2 separate regions of the Homo sapiens genome follow, and region 2 is linked to region 1. The links are chromatin loops, found by intact Hi-C in ENCODE. Cell type or tissue: GM12878. All regions are shown on one strand. Each heading gives the region's core, and the rest is flanking DNA. Links, peaks and the distances in the headings are about the cores only.

The links. A loop is a pair of places that touch in the nucleus more often than their neighbours do. Peaks named below come from ENCODE experiments on the same cell type or tissue, not always from the same donor. Only the 100,000 strongest peaks of a DNase experiment are listed, where the experiment ranks them.
Region 2: it touches region 1 in a loop (2.4-fold over the local background); 13 of 110 quality-filtered maps call a loop at or near these places.

What each region holds. Positions count from the first base shown.
Region 1 is chr7:148,498,557-148,508,875 of GRCh38, reverse strand. No RefSeq gene overlaps it. Among named protein-coding and RNA genes, the nearest start is that of C7orf33, 87 kb to the left of the region's middle. RefSeq lists a silencer at 6,530-6,579 and enhancers at 6,745-7,039, 6,459-7,161. In GM12878, for the core only: a CTCF peak has its summit at 4,789 (motif pointing left); DNase peaks (open chromatin) are centred at 1,695 and 6,965; H3K27ac peaks cover 1,800 bases.
Region 2 is chr7:148,559,017-148,569,335 of GRCh38, reverse strand. It overlaps LOC124901766 (a long non-coding RNA gene), which reads left to right. Exons shown (of 3, transcript XR_007060577.1): 2 at 1,058-1,236. Among named protein-coding and RNA genes, the nearest start is that of C7orf33, 27 kb to the left of the region's middle. RefSeq lists enhancers at 1,209-2,017, 4,803-4,942. In GM12878, for the core only: no CTCF peak of the experiment used is centred there; a DNase peak (open chromatin) is centred at 4,565; H3K4me3 peaks cover 1,013 bases; H3K27ac peaks cover 581 bases.

The sequences.
Region 1 (10,319 bases), core at 1,600-9,599:
GACATATCAGACAAAGGACTTGTATCTAGAATATATGAAGAATTCTCAAAACTCAACGGTTAAAAAACAAAAAACAAAAAAACCAAGCAATCCAGTAAGAAAATGGGCAAAAGACATGAATAGACATTTCACTGAAGAAATTATACAGATGGCAGATAAATGCATGAAATAATCTTCAACACCGTCAGCCATTGGGGAGGTGCAAACTAAACCATAGTGAAATTTTACTCCACACCTATCATAATGGCTTAAAAAATAGTGATAATGCCAAATGATGGTGAGGATGTGGAGAAAGTGGATCATTTCATATATTGCTGGTAGGAATGTAAAATGGTACAGCCACTCTGGAAAGCAGTGTGTCAGTTTCCTACAATACTAAACATGTGCTCACCATATAGCCACGGACAACTGCACTCTTGGGCTTTTTTTTTTTCCCAGAAAAATGAAAACTCACGTTCACACAAAAACTTTACATGGGTGTTCAAAGCAGGCTTTAATCATAACAGTCCCAAACTGGAAACAACACAAATGCCTCTTAATGCATGTATGGTAAACACACTATGGGATTAATACATCCATAGCATGGAATACTACTCAGCAATAAAAAGAAACAAACTATTGACACATGCAGCAACCAGGATAGATCACAAGGGAATTATTCTGAATGAAAAAATAAAAAGCCATCCCCAAAGGTACATACTCTATGATTCCATTTAGATAACATTCTTGAAATGAAAACGTTATAGAGATTCAGAAGAAATTAATGATTACCAGAGGTTGGGGCGGGGGCGGAGGGAGGTGGCTATGGCTACAAAAGCACCTGGGATCCTCCCGACTGAAATATGTCTTGACTGTGGTAGTGGTTACATGAATCTACGCAGGTGATAAAATCGCAGAGAATTAAATATACACACAGAGAAGAGTGTTAGTAAAACTGGTGAAATCTGAATAAGATCCATGGGTTGTATTCATATCAGTTTCCTGGTTGTGCTTTTGTACTATAGTGATGCAGATGATACCATTGAGGGAAACCCAGTGAAGGCTATATGGAATCGGAGCCTATAGTTATTTCAAAAGTTAAAAAAGTTCAATATCTACTCATGATTAAAAAACAAAAACTAGAGTAAAACTCTTAGCCTTCCTGGATTTTAGGAGAAATTCTTTATTATGATGAAAGGCATTGACAAAAACAAACAAAAAGACAGCAAACTTCATAGTTACTGACGTAACGTTAAAAGTATCTCCTTTAAAATCAGGATCAAGATAGGGTATTCACGGCTGGGCATGGTGGCTCATGCCTGCAATCCCAGCACTTTGGGAGGCTGGGGTGGGCGGATCACTTGAGGTCAGGAGTTTGAGACCAGCCAACATGGTGAAACCCCGTCTCTACTAAAAATTCCAAATTAGCCGGGCATGGTGGCATGTGCCTGTAAGCCCAGTTACTTGGGAGGCTGAGGCAGGAGAATTGCTTGAACTCAGAAGGCAGAGGTTGCAGTGAGCTGAGATCGCACCACTGCATTCCAGCCTGGGCGACAGAGCGAAACTCAGTCTCAAAAAGAAAAAAAAGGGTATTTACATCATCACTGTACCGAGGGGCCTACCAAGCCCAGTAAAACAGAAAGATGAAATGAAACATGTAAGAGTCAAAAAGGAAGTAACAGAACTGTCATTATGAGCAATTGATATCATTGTCTAGGCAGAAAATTTAAGAATCTTTATAGGCTAATGTTTTGCATAGGGGAATTTAATGGGTTGTTTCAGAAAAATCTCTCCTTGTTTCTTCCTTCTGCCAACTTGATTCATAACCAGCTTGCAGGTGTAAGAGTGCCACTAGTCATAAAGCCTCACTAAAAAAAAGAAACTCCTAAAATAGGAAATTAAATGAAACAAAGATCACGACCTCATCCTTTGAAGCCCCTTAGCATCTCCATCAAAAATTTCATCTGCCTCCTTATCTCCCTCTAAGTAAGTGTGGACTAGTATTTAAGACACAAAATGATCTATTTAACTTTATGATTTTTAATATTAATTATTAGATGTGATGATATTCACTGTGTTTTGTTTTTTTTTTTGAGATGGAGTTTCACTCTTGTTGCCAGGCTGGAGTGCAATGGCGTGATCTCGGCTCACCACAATCTCCGCCTCCCAGGTTCAAGCGATTCTCCTGCCTCAGCCTCCCAAGTAGCTGGGATTACAGGCGTGCGTCACCACATCCGGCTAATTTTTTGTATTTTTAGTAGAGATGGGGTTTCTCCATGTTGGTCAGGCTGGTCTCGAACTCCCGACCTCAGGTGATCCGCCTGCCTCGGCCTCCCAAAGTGCTGGGGTTACAGGCGTGAGCCACCGCGCCAGGCCGATATTCACTATGATTTAGAAATTCACTTGTATGCAATTTTATCTGTATGACGGTCATACAAACTATTGTAGATTGATGTGCCTGAGAACTTAGCCTCCATTTATGGCATTGTTTCTTTGGGAAAACACATTTTGAGTGACAAACAGTCCTTTGGAATGCAGCCTATTTGTAGGTCAGAGACCTTGGTGAAGGCAGAAGTTAGAGTCCCAGTCTGTGTCTCTGTCTCTGAGACAGAGAATGTGACCTTATTTGGATACAGTTTTTGCAAATGCAATTCAATTAAGGTTCTCGAGATGAGATCATCCTGGATTATAAGGGTGGGTCTTCAATCCAATGACAATTATCATAGGAGACACAACGAGAAGAGACACAGAAGGTCATGTGAAGATGGAGGCAGAGATTAGAGTGATGCTGCCCAGGTCCAGGAATGCCTGGAGCCACCAGAAGCCAGAAGAGGCAAGGAAGTGCAGCCTCCCCTAGTAGCTTTGAAGGGGCTGTGGCCCTGCCAACATCCTGATTGCAGACTTCTGATCTCCAGAATTGTGAGAGAATGAATTTCTGTGGATTCAAGTCAGCACATTTGTGGTAATTTGTTTCTGCAGACCTGGGAAACGAAGACAGTGTATTCTGTGAGCTCCTCACGTAGGAAAAGTGAGTGCTGCCAACTTCCACAGCCTTGATTCTGTTACCAGAGCCTTGATAGACGGACGTGTGCCAGGTATTGAGCTAAGAGTTGCACATGTCTTCTCAATTGATCTGGATAGCAAACCTGTGTTCCACTTGGAAATACAGTAACTGGGGTTTTGAGAGATTCTACACTTGCATGCACAAAGACATATAAGCAATCATAGCTGGGCACAGTGGCTCACGCCTGTAATCCCAGCACTTCGGGAGGCTGAGGTGAGTGGATCACCGGAGGTCAGGAGTTCAAGACCAGCCTGGCCAACATTCTAAAAATACAAAAAGTAGCCAGGTGTGGTGACGGGCACCTGTAATCCCAGCTATTCAGGAAGCTGAGGCAGGACAATCGCTTGAACCCAGGAGGCAGAGGTTGCAGTGAGCCGAGATTGTACCACTGCACTCCAGCCTGGGCAACAGAGCGAGACTCCGTCTCAAAAAAAAAAAAAAAAAAGACACACAGGTAATCATACTAACTACTACGGCTCACTGAATGTCTACTGTGGGCCAGATGTTGTGCTAAACTCTTTTAAAGTATGCTTATCTAAGTCTGCAGCAACTGTCTGAGGTAGTGCTATTCATTCATTCCTGGCACAGATATTTATACGTGCCTGCTGTATGCTGGCCCTGTCCTGGATGCTGGGCCACAGCAGTGAACCAGATGGAGGGTAAGCCCTCCCTCATGGCACTTGCATTTTTGTATGCTGAAATGTTCAATAAACAAACAAATGAATCAAAATTATGTCTGGTGGCATTAAGAGCTATTGAGAAAAACAAATCAGGGAAGGAAGAAAGATAAAATGTAGGAGTCATGGCTTGAAGACCGAGAGTGGTGAGAACTGTCTCTATTTCACAGACGAAGAGTCTGAGACTCTGAGAGGTGAAGTGACTTTCCCAAAGTGACACAGATGTAACAGCTATAAAGAATGATCTGACAACTGTTGAATGTGGGAGGTGCTTTAAAGTCATTATTCCCAACCATTACTGTAACTCTGCCAAGTGAATGATATATGCATATTATATATATTTTATACTTACATATATTTCAGCTTCACTGACGTATAATTGACGAATAACAATTTTATATATTCTAAAGTGTACAATGTGATGATTTGATAGATATTGTAAAATGATTACAATCAAATTAGCATATTTATCACCTCACGTAGTTACCATATATACATTTCATCAAATAGGTTATAAATATAGGCGAGGACCCTGCGGCTCAGAAAGGTGAAGTGACCTGGCCAAACCCAGGTGACTTGCCCAAACCCAGGTTTCCATGCACATGCCCCTTCTACCACCATAAACCAATGCCTGCCGGCTGCCGCCTCATGGCAAAAACCTGACCCGAGGATGAGCCGGGTGCTGTAGGTTCCCAGGTGGTCAATTTCTATGACAGAGCCTGTCAGTTGCAACTGTAGAAATATCAGAAGGCTCCCTCTCTCCTATCCAAAGAGATTGATAGTTAAGGCTCAGCTGGAAGCACAGAGATAACCTATTTCCTTTTCTCTATAAATCCTCCCAGTCTTACTAATTTTTATTGATTGTTAGGGTGTAAGGGTTGGGAGTAGATGGGGGTTATATTTTTATCCTTTTTATTCCCTAAGCAATCAGTTACTATCACAAACAATTTCTTGATTACATTTGATGCTAGTATTTGATTTTGAACCTATTTTTAAAAATGTTCTGTTGATGGTAATTTATTTGTTCAATATTTTGTCTGTGCCTCAAACTGTGAGAATGTGCCATCTAGTGGCTTAATGCTGACATTACTTTTTCCTTGTAATTCAATGTTTGGTAGCGGAATTTCAGAATGTTTCTCTTTATTTAGAAACAATATTGTCAATCGGAGTTGTACAAAGAAGTAAACCTTTGATATTAAAAAATACAGTTTTGAACAGGAATTCTACATGCACAGGAAACTAGGTTGTAGAATTAACAATTGAAGAATAAATTTCCAGGTGTTATTGAGCCTCTACTGATGAAATTGCCCATGCTTTTCTGAAAATATTTACATAATGTGTGAGATTAAATGGAACAGAGAGATTAAATGGAAGAGTGAGATTAAATGGAACAGAGAGGAAGGTTGTCTTCATGTGCTGGTGGTCACAGGTCTTCGTGTGATACAGTGGGTTCCAGAGCTAGACCACCTGGACTTGGCCTTGGGCAGGTTATTAAAATCTCCGTGCCTCAGTTTCCTCATTTGTCACGGAAGTCTTGTGAGGATAAAGTGAGACAACAGAAGCAAAGTGTTCATTTTAGCACAAAGCCTGACACACCTCAAATGCCAGTATAGGTTTCCTCTTAGGATTCTGTCCCCATATAGTGCCTACTGTTTTCTCTGTCTATTGTCTCTGATGCTAATTCTATGTTCTATAGTGACGTCAACTATGAGGCCTCGGCTCTTGAAGGGCCCCGTGGAGGTGCTGGGCCTGGGTGCTGTCCGCTGGCTCACGTAGGCAGGTCTATTGCTCCACTGAAGGTGCTCCTGGCATCTAGAATATTGGGAGTCAGAATACTGGGAGTACGTCGTAGCATCTGATATAGCCAGAGCCTGTGATGGGTTACAGCCTCCAAGGTAGATATGTTGAACTCTGACCAACATTTCTGTGTCACATTCTGTCATATTGGGCCTAAGTGGTGCTACTTTATGTTTCTACTGTCTTGCTAATGAGCTACCAGAACCTGGAAAAGGCAAGGAGGATCTTCCCCAAGAAGCTTTGAAAGGAGCATGGCTCTGCCAACACCTTGATTTCAGACCTCTGGCCTCCTGAACTCTGAGAGAACAAATTTCTGTTGTTTTAAGCCACCCAGTTTGTGCTAATTTGTTACGACAGTGCTAGGAAATTGATACAGGAGGTTACTAGGGTTAAACAAATTACTTTGTAGAGGGTCCTTAAAACTGTTCTTTGCACAAATTAGAAACAGGCATATGTCAGCTGTTACTTCTTTGGGGGCAATGTAGCATAGCGGGTAACTGCATGGGCAGTTGTCACTGACAGACCAGGCTCTGCTGGAGCCTGCGGAGACCTGGCTCTGTAACTTACCAGTTGTGTGACTTTGGGGGAAGTTCTGCAACTTCTGAAGGTCACGGTTTCCTTAAGAATAAAACAGGGTAATAATAGTTGCTGTCTCCTAGGTTAATTGTAAAGATAGAGATAAAAAATGCAAGCACTTCACACACACTTGGCATTAGAATGTGAGCCCCTGATGTGGTTGGGTCAAGCACGTGCAACTGGCCTGTCCCCTTTCAGGATGGCTCACTCCCTGAGGCCACCTGGGTTCCTTATGTAATAAGGCCCTCTAGCTCCCATCCTATGGGTCCTCAAAACAAGCATGAATCCTGGGTGAGCACAGTTCAGACCAAAACCAGGAACCTCATGGTATTGTTATAGGAGTTATTAAGAAATTATTTTAGGCGGTTAGAGAGGAAAAGGGGTCCTTGGAAAATTTCTGTCTTTTTTTTTTTTTTTTTTTTTTTTTGAGACGGAGTCTAGCACTGTCCCCTGGGCTAGAATGCAATCTCAGCTCACTGCAACCTCCTCCGCCTCCTGGGTTCAAGCGATTCTCCTGCCTCAGCCTCCCGAGTAGCTGGAATTACAGGCCCCTGCCAGTAAACATGGGGTTTCACTGTGTTAGCCAGGATGGTCTCGATCTCCTGATCTCATGATCCGCCTGCCTCGGCCTCCCAAAGTGCTGGAATTACAGGCATGAGCCACCGCGTCTGTCTCTTTTAAAGTAGCTCCAGAAAAGTTTCTTGTCTAGCAGGAAAGCCCCGGCTCTTAGAGCCTGGCTAGCAACCTTTGATATGCAAATGCAAGCCATTAGAAACTGGGTCCATCCTAACATGGGGATTCCCCCCTTGTCCTCTTTCCCTGCCCCTCCATATGTGTCTGGCAGCATGGCCGCCCCCACATATCCCCACGTGTGTAGAACATCATGGCACCCTGCATTTGCATATTAAAAGATTAGGGTGAGAAGGCCGGTTTTTTTGCGGCCACGTGAATGACATGCCTGGTCAAACCAATCCTCTGAGTCCTGTGCAAATCAGACACCGCCTCCAGCCTCCTCACAGAACTGGTTGGTATCCGCGGCACTCAAGATAGTGTTTCCTATCTTGGCTTTGGAGCCCCCTCCCTCTGTCTGTGTAGGGGGAGCTGCTTCTTTCTTCTCTCTTCTGTCTTGCCTGTTAAACTCTCCATTCCTTAAAACCACTCCACGTGTGTCTGTGTCGTTTTATCTAAACCGGTGCAAGGACCAAGAACCCTGGTGTTCCTCCACTTATCTGAGCCGTGTCAGTGTAAACAAAGTGCATTTGCGTTTAAGAATTATAGGTCATTAAAAAGTTTCAGGTGTTACCATCCACATTGCAGATTGCTCCGGGAAATGCTTTGCTGGGAGCCGGGCGGGGGAACTGAGTTGTAGCCCCAGCTCCGCAACTAACCTGCTGCCTGGCATCAGGGCTCACTCATGTCACCTGTGAAATGATGCCGTTGGACAAGATCCCCTCTGAGATCTCTTTACACTCGAATATCCCCAGCTCTAGGAGGACGCAAAGGTTCCAGCTTTCAAGCCAGGACTCTAAAGTTGGTGCTGAAGGCAATCTCGGCTGCCTTCAAATCTTTTCTGTGTCCAAACTCCAGGTAGCAGCTGGCAACAAACTTGCTAATTATCTACCTGTGTATTTAACGATGCTTGTTGAGTTGCAGCCTTGAGGTTGCTCCAAGTAGCAGACCAGGCAAGTCCACGAAGGAATGATTCTGTTGTGAACAAGAACAAGATCTCTTTGAATGTCGTCCCCAGTGGCTCGCCTGGAGGCAGGTGAGAACCAGGTGCCCTCTGGGTTTCAAGAAATAAAACGTGAGTTGAACACATGGAGGAGGCATTGTAGGGGGTGGCTCAAGCATCAGCCCCCATGCTCTGGGGTGTAGTAGAATGAGTTAAAATATTTGTCGGGGGCTTTTAGTGCTGGCTCTGCTCCTGTGCTAGTTTGGGAAGTAACTTATCTTTGAGCCTCAGCTCCTCATGTGTTTAATGGAACTCAAATGCCCTCCTATATTGGGTAGGATTATTTTGGCTTCATGAAACAGAAAAACTGACTCAAACTGGTTAACAAAGAAACGTAGTCTGTCCTGTAGGCGAGATTTCATATAGCAGTGACCTCACATCCAACCATGACAGTCTCCACAGTTGTCTTTCATTGCATCTTTCTTAGGATCCAGGTATCCTAAGAGGTACCCTAAGAGGTATCCGAGTGGTATAAGGAATCTTTTTCAGCAGAGTTTTCCTGGAGGAGAAGGGATTTGAGTAATCAGCATTCACTTCTGGGCAGGGAGTGGAGTCTGTGTCCACTGCTGCTCTCAGCTGTGTAGAGTTGTGGACAAATGGCCAGAAATCCGGGGAGAAGGCGGACTGATGTGGGATGGGCTGCCTGACAGTGTGGAGCTGAGAATTAGATGATGGATGTGAACAATTTTCCCTGTGAATTTTAAAGCATCGGGTATTTCTTTTTCATGACAGGAGTTTGGATTAGATTATATCTAATGTTCCTTCTAACTCTGTATTTTTATGAATTTTCAAATAAGAGCCATTTTCACTGGTCTGATGATTTTTATAGCTGGTTCAGGAATGCTGTTGGATAACAGAATGCTGGCTAGTCACTTGCTTGGGGCACCAATACAGCAGCAGTAAAAATAACAATAACGAAAACCACCATTACCACCATCAAAAAACCCATTCACAACCCAGATGAGAAACTTCTAGGGGAAAGCCTTTAAAACAATTTTGGCATTCCTGTGTGCTGTGTGTCATTTTGCAAAACAATATTTTTTTGTGGCTTAGTCTTATTTTTATTTTAAATCCATATAGGGGTATCATGATGTTTTCATGCTCAGGGGTGTTGATCCATACCTTTTCAAAACTGGAAAATGTTACAGCTATTTATCAATGAAATGAGAGGTTTTTAAAATTTACTTTTTCTATATAATAATCATGTAATTTTTGGCCAGGCACTGTGGCTCATGCCTGTAATCCCAGCACTTTGGGAGGCTGAGGCGGGTGGATCACCTGAGGTCAGGAGTTCAAGACCAGCCTAGCCAATGTGGTGAAACCCCGTCTCTACTAAAAATAGAAAACTTAGTTGAGTATGGTGGTGGGTGCCTGTTATCCCAGCTACTCAGGAAGCTGAGGCGGGAGAGTCGCTTGAACCCAGTAGGTGGAGGTTGCAGTAAGCCAAGATTGCACCACTGCACTCCAGCCTGTGCGACAGAGCGAGACTCCGTCTCAAAATAATAATAATAATAATAATCACATAATTTTTTCTACATTTTGAAATGTGAGGATAAAAAATTGTAACTCTGAAAGGGGAACTGTCTTCTACCAGGCAGTAATGTCATTAGTAGAGAGGCAGATAGCCTTGCCTTTGGTCCTAATATTCCTATTAATGATTTCGATATAGATGCAGAAGAAATGACTGTCAAGTGTGGGCTTATGAGACAAAAGTGGGAAGACAGACCTAATATATAGAAGAAAGTCTTAATCCAAATGATTTCAATAGGCTATCATGCTGAACTGAAACCAATAAAGTGAATTTCAGTAGAAATAAATAGTTTAGCACTTAAATTTTACTTAATAAAGGAAAGAGAAAAAAAAATCGGGTATTTTAGCTTATCTCAGGTCCACCCTGAGTTAGCAGCTGGAGAAGGCCGCACCAGTCACAGTCAGCATTAATCAGAGTGGAGAGTCCAGATTCTGTATTTGGTACCACTCAGGTAACACCTGGCTGCTGTATTTTAAGAAGGGCAAACTGAAGTAATTAAGTAATAAAATAGTTATGATTGTCCCCAACATAAGCAAACTAATCTACTAAGTCCTCAATATATGTTATCTCTGATTTTCAGAGAGTCCTGGAAAAATAGACACTATTGTTCACATTTTACAGAAAAGGAAAATTAACCAGAGAGATCATCACACACTCTCTTCCTACCCTCCCAACTCCTTGACCAAGGTAGGAAGTTTAGTTCAAGCTTATGTGCTATTTTTATTAAGCTTGGGATGTCACCTGAAGGGCATAGGGCTTGGAACAAATTCTTTCATCATACTGTAGGGCAGCGGTCCCCCATCTTTTTGGCTGGCACCAGGGACCAGTTTCATGGAAGACAGTTTTCTCACAGACAAGGGAGTGGGGGTTGGTTTTGGCATGAAATTGCTCCACCTCAGATCATCAGGCATTAGTTAGATTCTCATAAGGAGCATGCACAGTTCCCTCGAATGCACAGTTCAC
Region 2 (10,319 bases), core at 1,174-9,173, 61 kb before region 1:
TCAAAGCTGTTTTTCTGTATTTATTTATTGACATTTTTCTTCTTTAATCTGTTAGTGTTTATATGAATTAATTTTGCAATGTTAAATCAACCTTCAATTCCTGGGATAAACCCAGTTTGATTTTTATATATTTATGTATTTTATCTTTTCTCATTTTATTTTGAGACAGAGTTTTGTTCTGTTGCCCGAGCTGGAGTGCAGTGGTATGATCACAGCTCACTGCAGCCTTGAACTCTGGGGCTCAATTGATCTTCCCACCTCAGCCTCCCGAGTAGCTGGGACTACAGTCATGAGCCACCGTGCCTGGCCATATTTACATATTTTTAATATATTAATGAATTCAGTCTAATTTTGTTTTTCAGGATTTTTGTATCTATGTTCAAGAATGAAATTGGCATCAAACTTTCCTTTCTTGCACTATCTTCACTGAGTTTTATGTTGAGGTTATGCTAGTGTCATAAAAAATTATTTAGAGTTGGGGATTGTGTCCCCTTCCTCATTTATAAATCTCTAGAAGAGTTTGTGTAATACCACAAATATTCTTTCTTGACAATTTGTTAGAACTCATGGTTGCCACGAGTTGGGTGCCCAGCTAATTTTTGTATTTTTAGTAGAGGTGGGGTTTTGCCATGTTGGCCAGCTTGGTCTCGAACTTCTGACCTCAAGTGATCCGCTCACCTTGGCCTCCCAAAGTGCTGAGATTAGAGGCATGAGCAACCACACCCAGCCTTGGGAATTTCATTAGACATTATTATTACCAATTTACATAGTATTACTTAATCAATGTTCATGGACAATCAGCTACAGATGATCTGTTTCTTTGTTCTTTATGCCTTCATACTCTTCAGACCAGCTGTCTTGAGTCACTTTCTCTCTGCCTGAGTACATCCTTTAGTAATTCACTTAGAGTCTGAAAAAAGACAAATGCTGATAGTTGGGTTTATTAGGATCCACCACCTGAGATGGGAATGGAATAAGAACCTTGAGTTCTAGAAGGGGCACTATTTTACTCTACTCAAAGTTGAAATCACGGTCTCTACACTTTGCATTTTCCCAGTGTCTGAGGCGCATGGCCCCGGGAGAGGAGGAGAATGGGACGGTGGTTCAGATCTGCTGATGTAGCTGTGGTCAGTCACTGGGGAGAATAGGCCTGTGGATTTCTGCTCCTCTGAGATGGATCCATCACTGACTACTGAACTTGTTTTCTCATTGGCTCAACTTAAGAAGGTTCTAGAGGTGAGAAAAGAGTTCACAAATCCATTGGTCTGAATGAGGTGAATTTCTGAGATATGCTTTTATTTTGGAGAACAGTATACACATTTAACTTCTATTTTCAGTGTAGAAAAAATGTCTATCATGGTTTTTGTCACTCTTATTAAACACAGAAAGGGTAAAATGCAGTTATGGTTATAGGTTCTCAGTTATGCCTGAAAAAAAACTGAAGTAAAATTTAATTTATTAAAAATGATCAGGAAATCTTCCCACTACCATGTAGGATCAAGGACGTGAAACAACCAAAACCAAAGAGCAGCTGGAGACCACTTGCCAGTGATTAGCACGAGGTAAGCTGCAAAGAACTTTGAATTAGGTCAGTCTAAATAATAGGGCGTTTTTCAAGTCCTTGCCTTGGGAAGATCAGGAACACGGTGAATAATTGGGATTACCTTTGTCTCACTAAGAGCCAAACCCCAGGTGTTGTAAGGCTACAAAGCTATCTCATTGTCTTCCTGTATCATCCAACGCTGAGATCCTCTGTGACATTTTAAATTGCTTATGTAGCAAAGCAAATGGAGTACAGTATTCAAACATAGTTTTGTGTTTGTAGAGAACATAAGAAGCTGAAAATATGAATGGATTCAAAGTGCATGTAGAAAAAAATGTGTCTGCTATCTTTGTGATTTGTTGCTAAGGAAATGTTTCATAGAGTATTAGTACTGGACGAGCCCAAAGAAATAATAATATGAAGCCATGTGATATTTGGGATCCACTTACACTAAAAATTATTGTTTATTACATTTACATTATATTATTTGTTCTTTATCTGAAATCCGAATTTACCAGAGCGTCTTTTGTTTTTATTTGCTAAACCTGGCACCCCTATTGAAAATCCTGCTCCCCAGGCTTCAGCAATATCTCACTATGTAGAAAAAGTTAGGTTAAAGTTGAATTGTCTGCTATTTTAGAATGTCTAAATATATTCAGAAGGCAAACTATTGGAAGATTTTTTTTAAGCTCATTTTATATTCAAAACTTAGAAATAAGGCTCAAGGAGGAAGGCGTGTCCTTCCAATGTCATTTTGGAGCATTGTTGAATAGGTCTATCTGAAGATTATTTAAATATTTAGGGCAATGTTCTTGTTTGTCCCGCGATCTATTAATGATTAAAGGGCCGAGGTCTGTGAAGTTACATGTTATCGTGAGGTATTTGTCTGGCAGTGATGCAAATCAATTCTGTCTGGTAGAAAAGATAACCTAAAAGGTTATAATTACTGCTTTAGTGCGTTGCAGGATATTAACTTGTTTTGTATAACCTAGGGCTCTTATGCTAACATTTTTTTCATTTTTTTAAAAATAAAATCTTTAAAACTTTAAAGCAGTTTTTTTTTTTTTTTTTTGTAAATCTAAAACAGTTTTAGATTTACAAAATTTGTGAAGATAATACATGACAGAGCAGGAGTATTGCCATCTTGGACAAGCACTGTCATTTTAAGTTCACGTTGATCAAAAACTGCCTAAATCCAAAGGGGATCAGCCTATGACTGTAAACCACAAATGACATCTCTGACCAGAAACATTCCAAATCCCTCCCTGACCAGAGATGTGCCAGCCCTGAGACAACCTTCCCACTGGCCAGAAAGATGTCAGCCCCAAAGATAACCTCCCCTCCACCCAGAGGCATTCCAACCCTGCCATAAACTTCTCCCCTACACGAACATATTCCAAGCTTGTGATAAACCCCCTCACCCTAAAACCAATATATACTCTTAGTCTGTAAGAGAGGGTGCTCCTGACTGAAATTGGCCAGAAGCCCCTCTCAGGTTTTTTTCCACAAAAATAAACCTATCTTTGACTGTTAAGCACGTTTCATGTTTCTTTCCTTTTTCTTTAACTCTTATGGTACAGAGGGTTGCTACTTGCCTCATCCCCACTTTTTCCTATTATTAAGCTTATGTTAATATGGTGCATTTGTCACAACTGACGAACATTGATATATTATTATTAACTAAAGCCCATACTTTATTCAGATTTCCTAATGTCCTTTCTCTGTTCCAAGATCCCATCCAAGTTACTGCATTATAAATAGTAGTCACTGCCTGGGTGCAGTGGCTTACACCTGTAATCCCAGCACTTTGGGAGGTCAAGATGGGCGGAACACCTAAGGTCAAGAGTTTGAGACCAGCCTGGCCAACATGGTGAAACCCTGTCTTTACTAAAAATACAAAAAATTAGCTGGATGTGGTGGTACATGCCTGTAATCCCCACTACTTCGGAGGCTGAGGCAGGAGAATTACTTGAACCTGGAAGGTGGAGGTTGCACTGAGCTGAGATCATGCCACTGCACTCTAACCTGGGTGGCAAGCGAGCTCTGTCTAAAAAAAAAAAAAAAAAAATAGTAGTCACTAACATTCTTTTCTCAAATACCTATAAATATCCATTTCCTCAAATGTTCCTTGAGCCAGTTTTGCCATCTTGCTAGTTCTCTTATTAATGGGTAGAAAAAAAATTTTTTGACATGCATTCATTCTCTACCTTATACATAAATTACATTTTTAACCTTTTGAAAAGTTAACTTTGGTGCCTTCTTATAAGAAAGGGAGGCATGAGGCCTATGGTTATGCATCGTGACTCTATTGTGACTTTTCCAGCATAATCCAGGCTGCAGGAGAAAGACAGCGTTGTGGAGTGAAATCCAGTTTCTCTTTCTTGCAGAAAAATGCAGCTGACCAGGTTGTAGTCAAGAACTAAGCTCACCTAACTGAATAGGAATGTCTGATTGTCAAAAGTCAATAACAACAGATGATTTAAGTCTTCTTAATGTCTTCACATACATTCTAGATGTATACAAAACCATTCTATTTATGATAAAAAATATGTAATTAAAAATTATATCTCAAAAAGCTTTCTAGGAACATTTTCAAGGCTCAGGTTTTCAAACCATGAAGCACCAGTAATTAGGAGGAAGAGTTAAAGGTTTATTTTAAAACTGCAGGGGAAACCAGAGTGATAACAATCTATGATTAATCTGTGATTAATAACGGTTGAAAATTTGTTAGAAGGTACCTGAACATATTTTGACATTTGTATTTCTTTAATGTTTTCTGTAAAGGAAATGTTGTTTATTATTGGTAAAGCAAAATTTGTTTCTGTTAATTTTGGACTGCTAATTTTTTTCTAAAAAATATAATTGAATGCCATTATGGCCTCTCCCGTACTGTTATCCACCTCTGAGAAAGCTTAACAATTTAGATCATGAAGTCCATAGGAAGAGAATATTGTTCCATTGTTGGCAACCATCAGCATTTCATAAATAGCTCCAAAACTGAAACTGCCTTTGCAAAATTATGACTCAGACAGTGAAAGAGATCTAACTTAATCGACTTCCTCTTGCTTCTAACCTCCAAGCTGTCCTTGTTTGTTCCTGGGCAAAGGCTGAACTAACTTTAGGAGAAACTTAGTTTGTAGTTTAAGACAAAGATGATAACAGCCCTTTCCCAAAGCAGATCTCCTTCTTGCCTGGGGACTAGATTGCCTTTGTAGAACTAACATTAGCCACAAGATTAGAAATTATGGTTTAGGAGTCATGCAGCTGGAGACTACAAGATTCTGACCCTCCCTAAGCTGCTCCTAAGATCAGTGCTTGAGATATTCTGCAGACCCGGCACTTGATGGATCAGCTGGCACCACCAAGATTGGTAAACTGACTCATCTGATCTTGTGGCCCCACCTGGAAACTGACTCAGCACAAGAAGAGAGCTTCGACTCCCTGTGATTTCATCCCTGGCCAATCAGCACTCCTGGCTCACTGGCTTCCTCCCACCCACCAAGTTGTCCTTAAAAACTCTGCTCCCCGAATGCTTGGGGAGACTGATTTGTCTTTTCTGACTGTGTTTTTTGCTTTTTAACATGCCTCGTAATTTTTTTGATGATACCCAGTTATGATGTATCAGGTACAAGGAACTGAGGTAGGAACTGGGACTTTCAGTTTTATGAAACTCTGGCTAGAAAGTGGCTGTTTGCTGTTTGCTTCTAGTTGGACATGTCAGAGGTTAAAATAATCTCTGATACTCTTATTTTTGTCTCTCCTATTGTCTTTGGGTTTCCTCTGGGACTTTTTCCTAAATAGGGTCTGAGGCTTGTAATTCTTTCAGCTGTAATCTCCTGCTGATGTGATGGGAAGGTGTCGGGGAGGGGAGGTGTTCTATCCCTTTAGGATTAGGCCTTGGCCTTTTAGTGAGCCTGTGCCCCCGGGTTGTCTTCTCAGCACCCCTTTGCCCTCCCTCTCCCCTTCAGGCAAGACAGGAAGGTGAGATGGGGCTGGAGTTGGGTATTTCCCTTCCCTCAGGTTGATTAGACTCTGGTAAAACCCAAAGGGGCTGGGCTCTGGTAAGGTAGTTTTCCTTGAGGGCAGGGTTTTGTTAAGGAGAACAGAATCTCTTGGGCATACAGTTGATTCTTGCTTAGGGGCACTGACACCCCCCTTCCCCCTGCACAGTCAAAAATTCAAGCATAAGTTTTGACTCCTCCACAACTTAACTACTAATAGCTTACTGTTGACTGGAAGCCTGAAGGATAACATAAACAGTTGATTAACAAATATTTTGTACATTATATGTATTATATGCTATATTCTTACAATAAAGTAAGATAGAGATGATAAAATATTAAGAAAATCACTGCTGGGTACAGTGGCTGACACCTGTGATCCCAGCACTTTGGGGGGCCAAGGCAGGTAGATTGCTAGATCCCAGGAGTTCAAGACCAGCTTGGGCAACATGGTGAAACCCTATCTCTGCAAAAAATACAAAAATTAGCTGTATGTGATGGTGTGTGCCTGTAGTCTCAGCTACTCAGGAGGCTGAGGCAGGAGGATTGATTGAGGCTGGGAGGTCAAGGCTGCAGTGAGCTGTGATCAGTGCCACTGTACTCCAGCCTGGGCAATAGAGAAAGACCCTGTCTCAAAAAAAAAATAATAATAATAGAAAGAAAACTGGGAGTGGATCATCATAAAAGTCTTCATCCTCTAAGTCTTCATGTTTAGCAGACCGAGGAGGGGGAACAGAATGGTGATATGGTTTGTGTCCCCACCCAAATCTCATCTCAAACTGTAATCCTCAGATGTTGGAGGAGGGGCCTGGTGGGAAGTGACTGGATCATGGGGGCAGATTTCCCCCTTGCTGTTCTCAGGATAGTGAGTGACTTCTCCTGAGATCTGGTGGTTTTTAAAGTGTGTCACTTCTCCCCTCACTCTTGGGAGATGTGCTTGCTTCCCCTTCACCTTCCGCCATGACTAAGTTTCCTAAGGCCTTCCAGCCATGCTTCTGTACAGCCTGCGCAACTGTGAGTCAATTAAACCTCTCTTCTTCATAAATTACCCAGTCTCAGGTAGTTCTTTATAACAGTATGAGAACGGGATAATAGAGAAGGGATGGTCTTACTGTCTCAGGGGTGGTAAAGGAGGAAGAAAATCTGTATATAAGTGGACCCTTGCAGTTCAAACCTGTGTTGTTCAAGGTCAACTGTATTTCAAATAGTTACTTTTTCCCCTCACCTGACTGAAGTGTGAGGGACTTTTCCCTGATCTTCACTAGAGAAACTCCTGGAAGTGAAACTCATGAAAATGTCCTCCCCACCCCAAGACTGAGTCTCCAGAGTTTTAACTCTCCTGCAAGTTCATGCTGAGTCTCCAGAAGTTTATCAACTGCAGTTCAAGTGCTCCTACCAGCACTGGCTCCAGCCTAGGGCTCCTGCTTCTGGACTTCTGTTCCTGCTAAGCTGTGATTATTGGTATCCTCTTCTTTTTCTAGCTTCTGGACCAGCAGCTTGCCCCGTGACGTCTGTTCTCTGATGAATGTAAGAGGGGTTGTTGGTTTTCATTTTGTTCAGCTTTTATCTTGTTTTGAGAATGGTGGTGGTGACTTCCAAGCCCTTATATGTGGAAGAAAGTAGGAAGCCCTTGTGGTTCTGTTAGCTCTACTGTCCTGGAAATCTGTGAAATGGATCGTGGGTCCTTCACACTTCGCAGCCCGAATGTTTGAATGGCTTCTTTCTTTGTAATGACATGTAAAATATGATATGAATGATACAAATTAACTTTTGTTCCCTCTGTTTTTTGGAACATTAGAAACAACCCCAAAGGCCATGATGCAAATGGCAAAACAGCTTATAGGAAATCACACACAATTTGTATGTGGCAGGTCCAGGATTCAAACCTGGTCAGTCTGACTCCAGAGTCCAGGCAGTTAATCAGAAAGTGTCCAGTCTCCTAAATATAGCTCAACTACCTTATCTTTTAGTTAGAGCTGGGAATATACATGTAGTGTTATCTTGCTCTGTTGTTGGTGATAATTTTGATCACTTGGTTAAGGTGGTTCTACCAGATTTCTCTAGTCATTGTTTTTTGAAATATTTATTCCCATATTTTATTATATATGTAGATGTATATATATACAGATACATATATATATATATATATTTTTCCTTCTGGCCCTCCTATTAAGATTCTATTGCTTCTACTTCTGCATCTTTAGTTCTTTCTTTGTAGTTTAAAGCTCTATTTTTCTCTGTTGCTTTATCAAATTATTAAAAATGTCTTCATCTGATCGTCCAATTTACTAATTTGTTCTTCAGTAGTAAGCATCCAACTATTTATCACATCTATTGTTTTTGTTACTTAAAATATTATTTTTATACATAAATTTCTAGTTGATTCTGTTTTCCTTGCTTCTTATTTTTGTATCATATTAGTAATATCATCACTTACAGGGCTAGCACACTGTACAACTCAAAGGTAGCATTCTCCAGGAATGCAGTGTGACTGGTGCCTCAGGAGTTGTGCAATGAGGTAGCTCTGAGTCCCTGATATCCTTAAGCATTTTTATCATGCTTATTTAAATTTCTTGGTCTACCTTTAGATGAAACATGTTGTTTCATCTGTTGTCTTTCTTTTATTGTTATACTTAGGGAAGTAGTTACTTTGGCTGAGGGTTTTTTTTTTTTCTTCCTTTGGAATTATCAACTACTCTTTCAGGTAATATATGTGGCTCTAGTCTGTATCAAGATATGTCATAATACAGTAGGAGTGTGGAGAGAAAGGGACTGGAAGGGTGATTTCCTCCTGTTTGGACACTACAGTATGAACATCACCATGGCCTAAGCTGTCCTCACCAATGTCTGTAGCGAAGGGTTAGACATGATGGTCCCAAGGCATTTAGAGAGAGAGGCAAGAATGGAACATGGAAAGCTGTTCTCCAACCTGTCCTCCCACTGTCTCTTCCAATGCACTCTGCCTCCTCAGACCTCTCTCATACACATTGATTCAAGACTAAGTTCAGTGTTTTCTCTTATTTTTTTTTTCCTTCTGTAGCACATGTTTCTATAATTTCTCCAGGGTTAATTTTGGGGGAGAGAGCCAGCACTTAGCTAAATATATCTAAGTTTGCCATCTTAGCGGGATAGAAACTAACTCATATATCTAGTTCAAGAAACCATTTGATAAGTTCCTAAGAAATTTATGTATAACATAAATAAAATGGACACAAATACTAAGATTTTTGTAGGCAGAATTTCAAAGATGTGCCCTCAAGATTTCTGTCCCCTTGTTATTCAATCAAACCCTAATCTAGGCACTGGTACGAAGGGGCTTTGCTGATGTAGTTAAGGTTACTAATCAGTTGACTTTACAATAGTGAGATTATCCTGGATTATTCAGGCTGGCCAAATGTCAGTGCATGAGCCCTTAAAAGCAGAAGAGGAAGGAGGAAGAGTAGGTTAGAGAGATACAGCAGGAAGAAGAGGTGAAGGGAGATTAGGTTAGAGAGATACGAAACATGAGAAAGACATGACCTACCAACATTGGCTTTGAAGATGGGTGAAGGGGGCTGTGAGCTAGGGAACCTGGTGGTCTTTTGAATGACTGGGAGCATGACTTCCAGCCAACAGCCAGCAAGGAAATGGAGACCTCAGTCCTACAATCACAAGGAACTGAATTCGACCAACAACCTGAATGAGCTTGAAACAGATTTATTTCCAGAGCCTCCAGATAAAAGCCCCTCTGGCTGACACCTTGGCTTTAGCTTTGTAATACCTGAAGCAGGAAAACCAGCTGAATTTACCCAGATTTCTGACCTACAGAATTGTGAGATAATACATTTATATTTTAAGCTGCTAAATTTGTGATAATTTGTTATAGCAGCTATAGAAAAGCAAAACAAAGATTTACATGTAATGGAGTGCCTTGGCTGAAATCTTACTTTGATATTTTTGAAACCTCCAGGTGAGTTGGAAAAAAAACCCCACAACCTAATGAAAAATGGTGTAATAGTGCAACAGGGCTTGCTCATCCCTGCCTCTCCCAGCACAAACAGAGGTGGCAGGCAGTCACAAAGATAGCTCAACAAAGATGAATGCACAATTAAGAATAACCAAACTTTGAGATGAGCCCCATGATAAAAGAGAAAAAACAAATTCAGCCAATATAGTCTTATCCCTAAAAAAGCAAAATTAATGAAGCAATCAGAATAGGACTTTTGATATATCTCATATAGCCAGAGAGGTAAGAGAAAGTATTGTGTTATGAAAATAGTATCAAGCGATTATGAAACAAGGACATTTCAGTAAGGAAAATATAGTCAGTTCTGCTATAAAGTGACATACGCACTCCTAAAAATCAAAGTACTATGTAAAATCGTGTAACAAAAACCACCAGGCCTATGGGGAAGAAGGGAATAGGGCACAACACTAAAAATGTTGACCCTTAAAAATGCTCCTATCTAAAAAAAGTTAGAACCCCAAGAAAAAAATGGTGACACAGTTTTACACATGCTAACTTGTTAAGAAATATATAAATACCACAACAAATATGGCACATTACTTTAAAAAAGACCTAAAGGTTGTGTGTAGAAGTGGGCATTGGAAAGGGTGTGAGTGGTGGAAGGAGGGTTATTTGAATTAGGATGGAAAGTTGTAACACCAGCTGTGGAAGGATGTGGCTCATAACACATGTGGTATACTAAGGTAGCTGGTTGATGTTTGAGAGAGCTGTGTGCACATGAATTTTGTGTATTACTATGTAGGTCAGTTGGGTGCATTTTTTTATGGTT